2 separate regions of the Homo sapiens genome follow, and region 2 is linked to region 1. The links are chromatin contacts, found by Hi-C or POLR2A ChIA-PET in ENCODE. All regions are on one chromosome and are shown on one strand. The core of a region is the stretch at or near the end of the contact, and the rest is flanking DNA. Distances in the headings are between cores, read along the strand shown.

Region 1 (6,917 bases), core at 1,346-3,845:
GTACTGCCACATCTAAATTTGAATCTTATATGCCTGTATTTATTTGTTCTGAGCAAGAAGGTTTGATTCCATCATTAATTAAAAAGTCTCAGGCAACCAGACTGGGATAAGTTTTTAAAAGAAAAAAAAATCCTACAATTAAAATGAAGCCACAAGACTTAGAATTTGACCGTGATTTTAAAACTATTCTAAAGAAACTTTGTTTTACTTCAAGTTAGACGTGACTGTCTAAGGTAAGGTATATGAACTATTATAAACTTCCCAGAAACAATTTCTAGCTGGTCCTCTTTCTGTTTCTTGGTGAGTTTGTGTCTTTCTCTGAGTAATTTTCAGGATAAAAATATTTGAAATTCTTTTTTCTATTTTCATTATGGGGAAAAAGCATCTTGTCTTCATTCAACAAACTTTTATTATCTGTTATAAGCAAAGTATTTTTGCTCAGTCTTGGGGAGGAAAAAGTAAAGATAGCATGTCCCTCAATGAGTTTATAATTGATAGGGACACAAGGAGCTCTCACTATCAGGCAGGGGTTATCTAAGACAGTGAATAATGCCCAGAGAAGGGTTATAGGAATTGGAGGAGGATGAGAATCTCTGGAGAAATCACAGCCTTTGGAAAAGGCCACAAAGAGGGGCAGAACCCGGGGGCACCCGGTGGAGAACTGAGCAGGTGTGGTGTTTAGAATTTAGGTAACGGGAGAGTATGGTGATGGGCAGTCTTGGAAATGGACTTTCTGGGAAGCATTTGGGTGGAGATCTTGGACTAGACTGGTGACTATGGTGTAGTGGGTTGATGGTGACCCTCCAAAATGGTACATACATGTCCCAACTCTCAGAACCTGTAAATGTGACCTTATTCAGAAAAAGGTCAATTTGCAGACAGATGTGATTAAGTTAAGGATGTCCAGATGGGGCCACCCCGGATTAGGATGGATTCAAAATCCAAGGACATGATCTTACAAGAGAAGAAGAGAAGAAAAAGTCACAGAGATGCAGGGGAGAAGAGACAGAGACATGTGGAGGAGACAGCCCCATGAAGATGGAGGCAGCCGTTGGAGTAACACAGCCACAGCCCACAGACGCCTGGGGCCAGCAAGAGCCTGGAGACGCAAGGAAGGACCCTCCCCTGGAGCCTCCGGAGGGAGTGTGGCATCGCGGACATCTCGATTTTGAACTTCTGCCCTCAGAACGGTGAGACGGCACATTTTGTGGCATTTTCTTGGGGCAGCCTGAGGTCACTAATATTATACAAAAGAAAAGGAAGCAAAGATGGTCATGAGAGAGCAACGTTTTGAAAAAGAAAAGTGGTAGGAAGCATAGAGAGGAGGATAAAGAAGATTAGGTTTCTTTCTGCTTATTTGTTAAACCTGTTCAAGCTGCAGTAAGATTGTCATGATCTCCGTCGTCATCTGATTTATCCCCCAGCCAGTTTCTCTGTAAAATCTGGAAAGATAGTAGTTGCTGAGGGGCCTCATTAGAGGATTGGTGTGAGAGTGGAGATGTGTCTGTTGCAGGACTCCTGGGACCTGTCCAGACAGCAGTGGTGGAGGGAAGCGAAGTGAAGTGCAGTTCTGTCTAAACTAGAGAACCCTGGAGCAAGGAAGACTGTGAGGCACCACCCGTGGGGGGTGCAGGGCAGCTGCCACAGACGTTGTTTGGCTTCATGAAGCTGAGTTGAAGATACGCACCCTCTGTGGCCCAGCATTTTCACTTCGACCTGAATACAGCGCTCTCAGCAGCACTGTTCATAACAACAACAAGACTGGATATGACCCAAATGCTCATTGAAAGAAGAGTGAATAAACCAGGCAGGTGCGGTGGCTCACGCCTGTAATCTCAGAACTTTAGGAGGCCGAGGCGGGTGAATTGTTTGAGCCCAGGAGTTCGAGAGCAGCCTGGGCAACATGGCGAAACCCTGCCTCTGCAAAATAAAAAAATTTAAAAAATTAAAAAAAAAAACACCTGGGCATGGTGGTGCACACCTGTAGTCCCAGTTACTTGGGGGGCTGAGGGAGGACTTTTTGAGCCAGGGAGATTGAGGTTGCGGTGAGCCATGATTGTGCCACTGCACTCTGGCCTGAGTGACAGAGCAAGACCTCTCTCAAAAAAAAAAAAAAAAAAGAGCGAATAAACAAACTGTGATGGGTCCACAGTGGAATATTATACAGCCCAGAAAAGAAATGAAGCACAGTTACAGGCATCAACAAGAACAGATCTCATGGACAAGATAATGGAGAGGGAGAAAAAGCAATTCCTGGAACACATGCAATGTGATGCCTTTTCTAAAAACTTCAAAACATTCAAAAGTCACCAAAATTGTTAAAGGATAAATACGAACGTGGTGCAAGATAGAGAAAAACAAGGATGTAATACCATTCAAGAGAGTGGGGACATCTGGTGAAGGCAGGGGACTGGGATGAGGGAGGGGCGCCGGGCCTGGGGTGTGTTGCTGAGATTACCGCCTGGCTGGCTCGTGGGCACATTTATTTTTCATTGATTTATTCATTTATTTTTCTTCCTCACATCTCACAAGCAAGTGATCTGCACAGAAAGTAAGTGTCATATTGTGTGTGGACTCCGGAGCCAGACCACTCAGTTTAAGTTCTGTTTCTGGTCGGTTTCACTTCTGCTTACTAGCTATGGTTCTTGGGGAAGGTTATTTTAGGTCTCTGGTGCCTCAGTTTTCTCATCTGGGTGTATTGAAATATGGACCTTGCAGGGTTCTGGTGAGAATTAAATGAGTTCTGTGTTGAGAATTAAGTGAGTTAATGTATGCGAAAGCTTAGAATCGTGCCCTGCGGCATAGTAGATCTATATAAGCATCAGCTATTGCCATCATCAGCATCATCATTTTGTAAATGTAAGGCAGTTTGAAATCAAAAAAGTAAAAAGACGGTATGGAGCTGTAAAGAAGTGAGAGGGAGGGCCAGGCGCAGTGGCTCACACCTGTAATCCCGGCACTTTGGGAGGCTGAGGCAGGCAGATCACCAGGGTCAGGAGTTTGAGACCAGCCTGGCCAGCATGATGAAATCCCATCTCTACTAAAAATACAAAAATTAGCCAGGCATGGTGGTGCACGCCTGTAGTCCCAGCTACTTGGGAGGCTGAGGCAGGAGAATCACTTGAACCTGGGAGGCGGAGGTTGCAGTCAGCCGAGATGGCGCCACTGCACTCCAGCCTGGGTGACAGAGTGAGATTCCATCTCAAAAAAAAAAAAAAAGTGAGAGGGGGATGAAGAGTCCTCACTGGGTGAGGAAGGTGCCCGTGTGTTGTGTGTCTTGGGTCACGTGTGAACACATATGGGGGTGCAGGGGGAGGGGGCGTTTAAAGGATTCTAAGTCTAAACCACTGAGGACTCTTGGGGACAGGAGGAGAGATGAAGACTGGAGGAGGAACTGAGGGTTTCTAGCTGCGCGTGTTGACCTTCTCCTGGGGTGGCACATCCCATTGAAGCCATGTTCCCAGGGGACAAGCAGAGTGGACCCAGCTCTTTGGGGACTTTGGTGCTTCCAGTCTTATTTTGAAGGCATTATAGAGGGGGTGGAAGCCAGATCCAAACCCAGTTCACTTCCCATTCCCTGCCCCATGCCTCAGTGGTCTTTGGTTTCCCGTGGGTGCTCTGGGCATCCTGCATGGAGGGGGACTCCAGGCTCCCAGAGATAGGCAGCCGCATGCAGTGGTGCCCAAACGTGGAGGAGCACAGTCCAGCTAGCCTGTTGGAAGAGAGCCCTGAAAACAGGGCTGGGACCTCCCAGGGAATGAGTCAGGGGCCACCCATGAGCCTCCCTGCAGGCCTCCTCTGGTGGCCGCTCATGGTCATTGAGATTTTAGTTCTTTGGGTCACACACACAGTGAGCGCCAGTGGACAGAACTTGCCTGTGTGAGGTCAGGGTCTCTCCCGCGGTACCCTCCATGTGGGCCATTCCTGAGTCTCATTTTCACTGATGGGAACATAACACAAACGTGCTTTGTCTCTCTTGCACTTACCCCTTTCCTCCCTGGCATGCTGTGCTGCTGGCATGGAGGCAGGGTCAGGAGCCCAACAAGGGGTGTGTGCGGGGTATAGGAAGGTGGCCCCCAGACCCCGCAGGGATCGGCTTGGGAGAGACCCACCAGACACATGAAGGGAAGCAACAGCAGCACTAAGTGGTATTGCTGGCAGGAACGGCAGGGATCACAACACAAAGGCAACAACAGAAACGAACACAGGGACAGCTCAGCGCCCAGCAGACATGAACTTGCCTGACCATACCCTGTGAGGAGCTAGGGCTGTCACTATCTCCTCTGGAATACAGAGGCCCACGGTCGGTCGGTGACCTACCCAGGAGGGAAGTGGGATTCAGACCTGACTAGTTTGCCTCCAGGCCCTACTGTTTTGACTCTCCTGATGGTAAAATGATGAGTCTGCAAATTGAACAAGTGCTTGGAGGAAGGAGGTTTGCTTTAGGTTTGGGCAGGAAAGGGAGGACCTGTATTCATGGAGGCCCAACCGGGTGGCAAATGCTTCACAGTCCTGATCTCATTTTGTCTCCCCAGCAGCACCAGGTGGAAGGAGGTACGTGTTGTTACCTCAGTTTACAAATGAGATAACAGAGGCTCAGCGAGATACACTAAGTTGTCTTAAGTCTGAAGATGAATAAGGACTCGATGTAGGATTAGAGCTGTGGCCAGCCACCGTGTGAAGTTTACTTGCTTCTTGGGGCCACAAAACTGGCTCGATGAGCGGGCAGGACAAGGTTGGGATGATAGGGTGGTCCTTTTCAATGGGATGAATGGCAGCGGCCAACGCATGTTTGGGAGACCCTGACCAGACCAGCCTGGTGTGGGGGAAGTGGAGGCGAGGCGGGGGGAATGGGAAACGTGTCTGGAAGGGCCCAATTGTGGAAAGAAGGCCTTGAACCCCAGGCCTAGGCACAGTCGGTCCTAGAGGGAGACAGTGGGGGCCCACCCAGAGAGAGCTGGGAGACTCAGAATCCCACTGGAGCCCCTACTCTTCCCAGGCAGGCCACGCCAGCACTGGCCTTGGGCATGGGAGGGCCTCCCAAGTCATGTGCAGGCCCAAAGTCCTTGCTTTACTTTACAAGACAAGCACAGAGCCGAGGCCCAAGGCTTGCATGTGGCATCATCTCCGTGTCCGTCGAATCTGAAAGGACCAGGGAAGCTCAGGAAGCTGAGTTCAGAGGCATCCCTCTGCTTGGCAGCCACCCTGACCATGCCATTGGGTTGCTGGAAACCCCAGCTGTGGAAACGGAACCGCTGATTCTGAAGCTCTCCCCGCAATGCTTCTTGGATGTGGCCATGCACGGGGGCAAGGGTTTGATGAGAGCATCTGTGCCATTGCCCGGACAAGAAGGAGCTGTTGGCTGTCATTCTTTCCAGAAATCTCAGCAATGTAAATGTTCAGGGAGAGCAATAAGACCTCGTGGTTGCCAGCCAACTCCTGCTTCTGGAAGCTTTCCAAATCTCCCTGTGCCTACCATTGTGCCTGTGCTGGATTTCTGCTTGTTTTTCCTTTTTCTTTCAGAGTTTGAATTTGGGTTTGGGAGGATAGTAATTTGATATATTAGAGCAGCGATAATCGCTGTCATTAAGCAGAACCCAGCTCCTTAATGTCTGTGTGTGGACGGGCCAAGTGCGAGCCAGTGTGTGGGGCTGGGATGCCTGAGAGCACAGAGAAACACAAAGCCAGGGCCGCCGGGCAGCTGGGGCAGGTTAGGGACACTTCTTTCGTTGTCCTGTTTGAGACTCAGCCATGGCTGCTTTGGATGGTCTCTGGTTGGTGTTGGACTATGATTTTTCTTTAGCGGGGGTGACTCTGATGTCATTCAGCTTGGAGATGTGTCCCAAATAAACCTTTAATCACAGAAAAGGTGCTTGGAAGGACAAGGGGCACCTTCCTGGCCCGGTGACTGCAGCTTGGGGATCACCCTCCCATTGCCTGGCTTTCCCTCCTACTTTCCGAGCAACCACCTCTTGGGTTTGGCGTTTTAAGGTTTCCCCACTTGGATTTTAACCCCCATTGGCAGCAGGTTTAGGAAAGCCATCAGAGGGAAGCCCTCCTCCCTGACATCATCCCCGCCCAGGTGGTGTTGGGGCGAGTGAGGTTCTGGTGCTGGGGAAGCTGCTGCTTGAGGATAGCAGTGGGAAGAAGTTTCATGGCAGCAGCTGCCACCTATGTGTTCTGCAGAGCACCTGGCAGGAGAGACTCGCCTTCCCAGTCTCGGCACGCCTGGATGCCGCATTAGCACACAGGGAGGGTCATGGTCAGAGCTTCAGGATGCAGTGGGCGAGGTGTCTAAGATCCAGATGCTAGCCTTGGAGGAGCTGGTGGGACAAAGGCTGTTCCCAGGGATTGCACCTGCCTGGCCCTGCATCCAGGGAGGATCCTTTCAGCTGGAGATGCCGGAAGTTGGCAGAGCTGGGGTAAAGGGCAGAAACATAAAGACCAGGTCAGCAGCAGCTCCAACTAAGGCAGATGCCCAGAGCAGATCAGAGAAGCAGACCAGAGATGAGCCGGCACCGCTGTGGGGGAAGGATCATCCCAGCCATCATGTGGTTTGGGGGAAAGCTGGGACCCCACTTGGTACAATTTAGGAAGGTACAGAAGAATGTGCATTCCATCATGTGGGTTCTGCTTCTCCCCTGAAGCCTCTGTCAAGAGCTGCTTTGGGTCTTGGTATGGAGAAATGCCTTCATTTGGCCAGACCCATCTGGCAGAGGCAGTCACGATGCCATTGGACCCCCAGGCAAGCAGCCCCTCCTAGAGAGCGAGGGTCTTGGAAGGCCTGGTATGACCCCCATGCCACTCTGTTTCCTAGGGAACCCTAAAGGGAAACCGCACGTGAGGGACTCCACTGAGATAACCCTGACGTCACCGTGCCACTGTGCCCCTTGTCTGCAGGGTAACTTGGCTTTGAA
Region 2 (6,917 bases), core at 2,624-5,123, 180 kb after region 1:
AATTATTCATACACTGAGATTTGTATAACAAGCCAGGGACAGTACCTATGTCCCTGGGCTCCCCCACTAAACATAATAGCCACTTGACATTCAAGGAGAGCAGATTCCAGCCAAAGCCCCACAGCTGTGCATACATGACATTCCATATCATCTTCTCTTGAGGCCATTTAACTTCTTACCCTAATGAATAAGAACTTAGGACCACAAAATGCAAATGTGGGATGAAAAATGCAGCCGTAGTCACACGTCTTTATTTATTGATGTGTTGACTCCTAATCCACTTAAATCTATTTTAAGGCAGCTTAAGAGATGTCCAATAGCTTTGCACACTAACATCACCCCCTGTGCCTGGCTCTGTGCCATGCATTTCCCTTACTAACTGATTTACTTCTCCAATACCCCCTGGATAGGCACTTTTATTGATCCATTTTATAGTTGATGAAACTGAGACACAAAGAGATCAACTCACTTGCCTGTGTTCACACAGCAAGTGAGCAGAGGAAGCCGGATTCCAGTCTTATACCTAATCCCACGCTTGGGCTTTCAACTATGACCTCAACTGCCTATAGAAGAGATCATTAAAATTTAAAAATAAGTCCATAAATTAAATTATGACACATCCATACAATAAAATATTTGCAGCTTTAAAATAATTAAAAGGGAGAATTTTATATATTGATTTGAAAAAATATGCAAGATTTATTGATAAATGAAAAAAATAAGTTGCAGAACGATGTGTATGGCATGATATACTTGTGGGGGAAGGGGAGAGAAACACATAACTGTCTGTAAATACATGTGCACAATATGTATTTCTATACATGTGTATGCCTAAAGGTTCCCTGGAAGGGAGAGTGTCTAGAAACTTCTAACCATGGTTACCGGTGGGTGTTGGGAGTGGGAGCCAGGAGAATGGAACAGAAATGGGAGGGAGTCTTTTCAAACACGACCATTTCATAATGTTTAAATGTATGAAGCATATAAATGCATTACTTACTCAAAACATAAATTAATCCATTTTAAATTTCAAGAAGAGAATGTAAGAAAGCTGGGTCAAAGGGAGAGTAAAGGTGGAAAAGCTAGACAAAGCCAGGGCTGAGGTTTGTCCATACCATGGCGTGCGCTGTGAGCTCCCAGCTCCGAGCTTTCCCACATCCAGTGAGAAAACAGACACACATTCAACCAACAGTCATGGCCATCCCAGATGCGTGCAGACCAGCGGTTCAGGAGAAACACAATTTGCTGACATAGACATGTCCGTGGGTCCAGGGGCCACATCAAAATCACAGGATGTGGGTGCCACAAGGGATTGTAGAGATAACCGAAGGCAGCTCCCCTGCTTGAGAGGTGAGAAGACTCGGGCCCAGGAGGCCAGGTGACGTTGTACAATCAAGGAAGCTCTTGCTTTCTTGCAAGCTCAGTTCACCACCTGATCCAATCAACAGTTTAAGGAATAGAGAGGAGATGCTGGCTATGCCCTAACTAACCATCTCAATTTCAGGAGGGTTGGGGCTCCCCTGTGGCCCCGCATCATTTAGCATGTCCTTCGCTCTCTGCCCGGGATGGGAGAGTTTCACAGTCACAGAGGAACCACAAAGACTCTGCAGAAGATGAGTCAGCGGCTATGATACTTTTCACTTCACAATTAATACATCAGACACCTGCCATCAACATAACCATTCCAGCTTTTATGCCTGACATTTCTGGGACTATTCTTTCCAGAGGAACTTTCTCTTGAGAATTAATCAGTATTAACAAAAATTGCAATGAAAGGAAAGAGAAATAAGCACTGGGCTAGGTGCTGTGGGTTGTCTGATTGGTCCTGCTTTGGAAGCACCCTCATTGTGGCTGGGGGAGCATCAAGACACCCTGACAAGCTGTGATCTGTGCTTATGGGCCAGTGAGGCAGATGACGGGAGCTGTTGGACTCCACTGTGCTGGCTAAATCTTTTCAAACTGCTGAAAATCCTTATTAAACATCTAAAGCTTTCAAAATCGGAAAATGATCCTTGAATGTCTCCACACATCACTGACATATTCATTAGTGGAAAATGGGGTCAGACAGCAATGTCCAGAGGCCAGCTGACCCACGGACTGACAGATAGCTGTGCAGATGTTGAATAATTACTTCCTACGAGCCCTGGTCAGGACTCACACTTGCACGATCCAAGCAGCAGAACCACTGGCATTAGAGTGCCTGGAAACAGACCTGCAGGCGCACCAGGAGGAATCCCCCTGCCCGCCACAGAGGGCACCTTTCCAGGTAAGAGTCTGCAGCTCTGATGAATAGTACTTGTCAATTAACACACCAGTCACCCATCACCACTATAATGACCCCAGCCTCAGCCTCCGTGCCAGACGGTGCAGGGATTCTTTGGACTTATCTACCGCAAAATCACACTGTAATGTTTGTCCATTGCTTTGAAGATCAGAGATGGCCTGGAGAGACTGGTGATGGAGGACCGTATTCACAAACCACAGCAGCTTCCAATCCTCTGTCCAGGAGAGCAGAGGGGAGCACCCCTGTGGGACAAACAACAGGGGGGCTTGAGTGTGAGGGCTCGGGAGAATAAGTGCCATCCCCCAGTCAAGATGAGGACTTTCCCAACACTGAAGACAGACACAGCAGATTACTTCAAAAACCTCAGAGCAAGTTTACAGCAAATATCTCAGACATAAGAAAGGTACAATTAAGGGCTAAATTGCATTCTGCCAACATTCATATGTGGAGGTCCTGACCCCTAACACCTCAGAATGTGAACTTATTTGGAGACAGGGTCTTTAAAGAGGTGACTAAGTTCAAATGAGGGCATTAGAGTGGGCCCTGATCCAATATGTCTGGTGTCCTTATAAGAAGAAATGAGGACACAGACACACACAGAGGGACAGCCTGTGAGGAAACGAGGAGAAGTACCTGTCTACAAGCCAAGGAGAGAGGCCTCAAGAGAGACCAGCCTCAATGGTGGCTTGACCTCAGACTCGCAGCCTCCAGGACTATGAGGGCATCTGTGGCTGTCGTTGAAGCCGCTCAGCTGTGGGACTTTGTTATGGCCGCCCCAGGAAATGAACACAGGGACGTAGTGATGCAACCCCCAGATGGCAGCTATGTCCTTTTAAGAACCAGGGAGAATTCAAACACATCTGTTTCATGGTGTAAGTTACTGTCAAGAGGCTCTCTTAAGTCAAAGAGAAAAATGGAAATGTGAAAATGCTAAGCTCTTTTCTTTCTCCTTCCGTCACCCATGTTCACAGCATAATCTTGATTGTATTTCATTTGAAAGACTAGCAAAATGCACTCCGTTTCTCTCTGTAAACCTCACAGATGTCATCAGTTGATAGCAAAGCCCTACTGTCTGCAGAGCGAGCCGCAGGGAGGCTGTGGGTGCCCTCGCCTTGCCCTCAGGAAGGGGAAACCAACCAATATTTCCTGTGCTAATGTGGGGCTATGAATTGTGCCTCACTGCTCTGAGCATGTTAATTTGAAGAGGAAACTGTCGATTGTTCCAATGAGACTATCTATATTCTTGGTCTACTTAGGATCAACTCAAGTGTGCATTTCCTATCTAATGGCATCTGACAGCTTGAGAAGATGCAAAGTAAATTGGCCTGGACCTGCCATAGTTTATAGATGGAGACAGGGCAGGTAATAGTGTGAGAAGATCATGTGTAACGCAGATGCTGAGATGCAGAAGAAAAGATGCCCTTCCTGGCTCTGGACGGGTCTCGGTGGAGGAGTGGGAGCTACTGCTGGTTTTATGAGAATGTGGGGACTTGAGACCTCTATGGGAGAAATGCAAACATTTGCAAATGGGCTGGATAAATAGAAACATGCCCTGTGCATGGCTGAGAACAGTAAACTGTGGTGGTGTGTCAGTTCCTCCCAGAGTGGATCAAAGGGGATGGTGTATTAGTCAGGGTTCCCCACAGACAGAGACAGAGACAAAGACAGAGAGACAGAGAGTGACCGAGAGAGAAAGAGAGAGAGAGATCTAGTTGAAGGAATTGGTTCAAGACTGTGAGCCTGGCAAGTGCACAATTTGCAGGGCAGGCTGGCAGATGGGAGACCCTGGGAAGAGTTGAGGTTACAGCTCAAGTCCAAAGGTGGTCTGGAGGCAGGATTTCCCCTTCCTCATGGGACCCCAGTTCGTTTCCTCTTAAGGCCTTCAACTGGTTGGATGAGACCCACTCACAGTGATGTGTCGAGACATTCAAGGACCATTTTCTGATTTAAAAAGCTTTAAATGTTTTTAATAAGGACTTTCAGCTATTTAAAAAGATTGAGCCAGCACCATGGAGTCCAACAGCCCCATCATCTGAAGGGTGGTCTCTGCTTTACTCAGCCTAGTGACTTAAATGTTAATCTCATTCTAAAAAAATACCTTCACAGTGACATCTAAAATAACATTTGACCCAATACCTGGGTACTGTGGCCTAGCCACGTTGACATGTAAAATTACCCATCATAGACGGTGATCATTGTAATAAAACAAACACATCATCCACACTTCCTGAGTCCTGAGCACTTTGCACACGCTACTTCATTTTGTGCTCATGGGAACCTTTCTGCTGAGGTTGTCCCGGACATTCTCAAGTACATACATGACCAGATGCTGGGTCTCCATGGCAACAACATGGTCTCACTTCTGTTCAAGCCGTGCTTTCCTTCCCCTGCAGGATGTACACCTTCAGTCTAGCCACAGACCTGAACTCCAGAAAGGATGGTGAAGCCAGCAGCAGATGCAGCGGGGAATTTCTTCCACAAACGGCAAGGAGTCTTAGCAGCTTACAGGCCTTGCAGGTAATAGAACATTCCCTTTTTTCTTTTAAGTAAACTAAGCAAAACTACACTTTGTATTAACTTCACGGTGGACACAGCTTCGTAGGTGTAGCTTTTGTTCCATAGACACATCCTCCCTGCCCTAGAGCGTGGTCAGCAAGGGGGCCTCCCAGGTCTGAGGGTGCCGGGGGTCCTGCCCTGGTCTGTCTGCTCTGGGCAGACAGGGAGCCACCCCTTCATGGCAGAGTGCCCCACCTTGAGCTCCTCAAGGCAGCTGAATCCCGAGTTCTCATCCCATTCCCTCATTCATGAGCCAAGAGGTCCCCAAGACGTCACCTGCCCCGGTGCCTTGGCCCCTCATCTTTTGAGGCAAAACTCTCCATAACCTGGGGGTCAGCAGACTCAGGCCAGGGTCCAGGGCACAGCAGGGCACCCCGAGCTGGCCACCCTCATGGGGCACATCCAGGAGTGCAGGCTGCCAGGCAGGGACACCAAGGAGCAGGCAGCCCCTCCCTGAACGCAAACAAGTGACATCACATCCCTGATCCCTGTCCTGTGATCTGAAGCTTCACACTCCTTACAGAGGAGCCCTCAGGAAGGGGCTGTACCTGCTGCTGGCCTTTGTCTGGTTGCCACAGTAGTGAAAATGCCTCTCTGTCCTTGTTCTTCCCAAATTCGTCCGCCTGTGCCCTGCCATGTGCCGCACACGTTACTTTAGGATCTCTCATCCTTGCTATCCCCAATCGACACAGGAGGCGCTATTCCTGCCCCCTACCCATTTTACAGATCTGAAAACTGGGGCTCATGGAGGCTAGGAAGCTTGTCGGAGAGCACACAGACTCCTAACCACCCTCCCATCAGATTGTTGGAAGGATTATGTGAGATGGGCCATCCAGTGCCCACCACGGCCAGGCCCCTGGTGCGGAGAAACTATTGTGCCCAGAGGGTGGGGTCACAGTAGCCAGGCTTATTCCCTAGTCCCCAGGGCCCATCCTGGTGCCTGGTCCATAAATCTCCAGAACAACCAAAGGAAGGCTCTGCCGGGACTTGTCAGTGGCTCACCCTAAGGTCAACGCTCACCCTCTGTTACGGATTGAATTGTGTGCCTCCAAAATTCCTATCTCGAAGTCCTAACCCCCAGTCTCACTGAATGTGATTGTATTTGTAGACAAGGCCTTTAAAGAGGTATTTAAGGTTAAATGAGGCAACACAGGTGATGCAATCTGATCCAATCTGACTGCTGCCCTTATAAGAAGAGGGGATGAGGAAACAGACACACAAGAGGGATGGCCCTGTGAGGACACAGGGAGGGGACACCACCGGCAAGCCCCAGAGAGAGGCCTCAAAAGGAACCAGCCCTGGCAACACCATCATCTCTGACCTCCAGCCTCCAGGACTGTGGGAGAGTAAACTTCTGCTGTGGAAGCTAAACAGTCAACCCACACGCAGCGTCCCTGTCGCCATTTGCACCTCCTGGCAGCTGGTGCAAATCAGCCCAAAGCTAAGTGGCCTTGGCAGGTCTTTGCAGCCTTGGTGGCTAGGTGAGGAGGCCTTTTCTTGAGAAATCAAGAATGTGTCTCTGAAGCTGGGTCCATGAGAAATGGCGATCAGCGTTCACCATGTGAGAAAGGCCCAGACTTGGGAGAGCCGAGACTCCCCAGGGCTGTGGCCTGGGGATTATTTAAAAAGCTTTAAATGTTTTTAATAAGGACTTTCAGCTATTTAAAAAGATTGAGCTAGTACCATGGATTCCAACAACCCTATCATCTGGAGTAAAACAGAGACCATTCTGTTTTACTCAGCCTAGTGACTTAAATGTTAATCTCATTTTTAAAAAATACCTTCACAGTGACATCTAAAATAACATTTGACCCAATACCTGGGTACTGTGGAGAAGTACCCAGGTATTGGGTAGGGGGAGAGCCTGGAATGGAAGTCTCTGCTCGTAGCTCAGCCTGTGTCTAAACCGTGCTTTCAATGGCTGAAAACAGAACATGCATCTGCCTGTGAACTGGCCCCCCTCACACGGTCTTCTCTATAGGGATTTCACCCCTTCCCTACAGTAAGAAAAGACAACTGGCCACAGGTCTGGTAGAATCATGGCCCCAGAGATGATGCCCTAATCCCGGGAACTTGTGCA

What was found. Hi-C counts contacts between places; a loop is a spot of excess contacts on that map. ChIA-PET counts read pairs that join two places held with the same protein, here RNA polymerase II (POLR2A). Pooled maps may share reads with other maps.
Region 2: a loop to region 1 is called in a pooled map, with 4 times the contacts of the local background. The contact joins two enhancer-like sites. A Hi-C loop is called at or near these places in 3 of 168 maps with a recorded cell type or tissue (CD4-positive, alpha-beta T cell, CD8-positive, alpha-beta T cell and natural killer cell), 1 of 37 single-sample maps with no recorded cell type and 12 of 50 pooled maps. POLR2A ChIA-PET finds 5 or more read pairs at or near these places in 7 of 52 experiments (CD4-positive, alpha-beta T cell, GM10248, activated CD4-positive, alpha-beta T cell and 2 more).

Annotation. Positions count from the first base shown.
Region 1 is chr21:42,246,801-42,253,717 of GRCh38, forward strand. All of the region lies in intron 2 of ABCG1 (ATP binding cassette subfamily G member 1), which reads left to right. Among named protein-coding and RNA genes, the nearest start is that of ABCG1, 31 kb to the left of the region's middle. Within about 2 kb of position 2,596, at least 3 of the 41 ENCODE cell types and tissues checked have a DNase peak (open chromatin) inside an H3K27ac peak, as active enhancers do.
Region 2 is chr21:42,422,023-42,428,939 of GRCh38, forward strand. UBASH3A (ubiquitin associated and SH3 domain containing A) reads left to right here. Exons shown (of 15, transcript NM_018961.4): 8 at 4,675-4,798. Among named protein-coding and RNA genes, the nearest start is that of UBASH3A, 22 kb to the left of the region's middle. RefSeq lists an enhancer at 1,155-1,424. Within about 2 kb of position 3,874, at least 6 of the 41 ENCODE cell types and tissues checked have a DNase peak (open chromatin) inside an H3K27ac peak, as active enhancers do.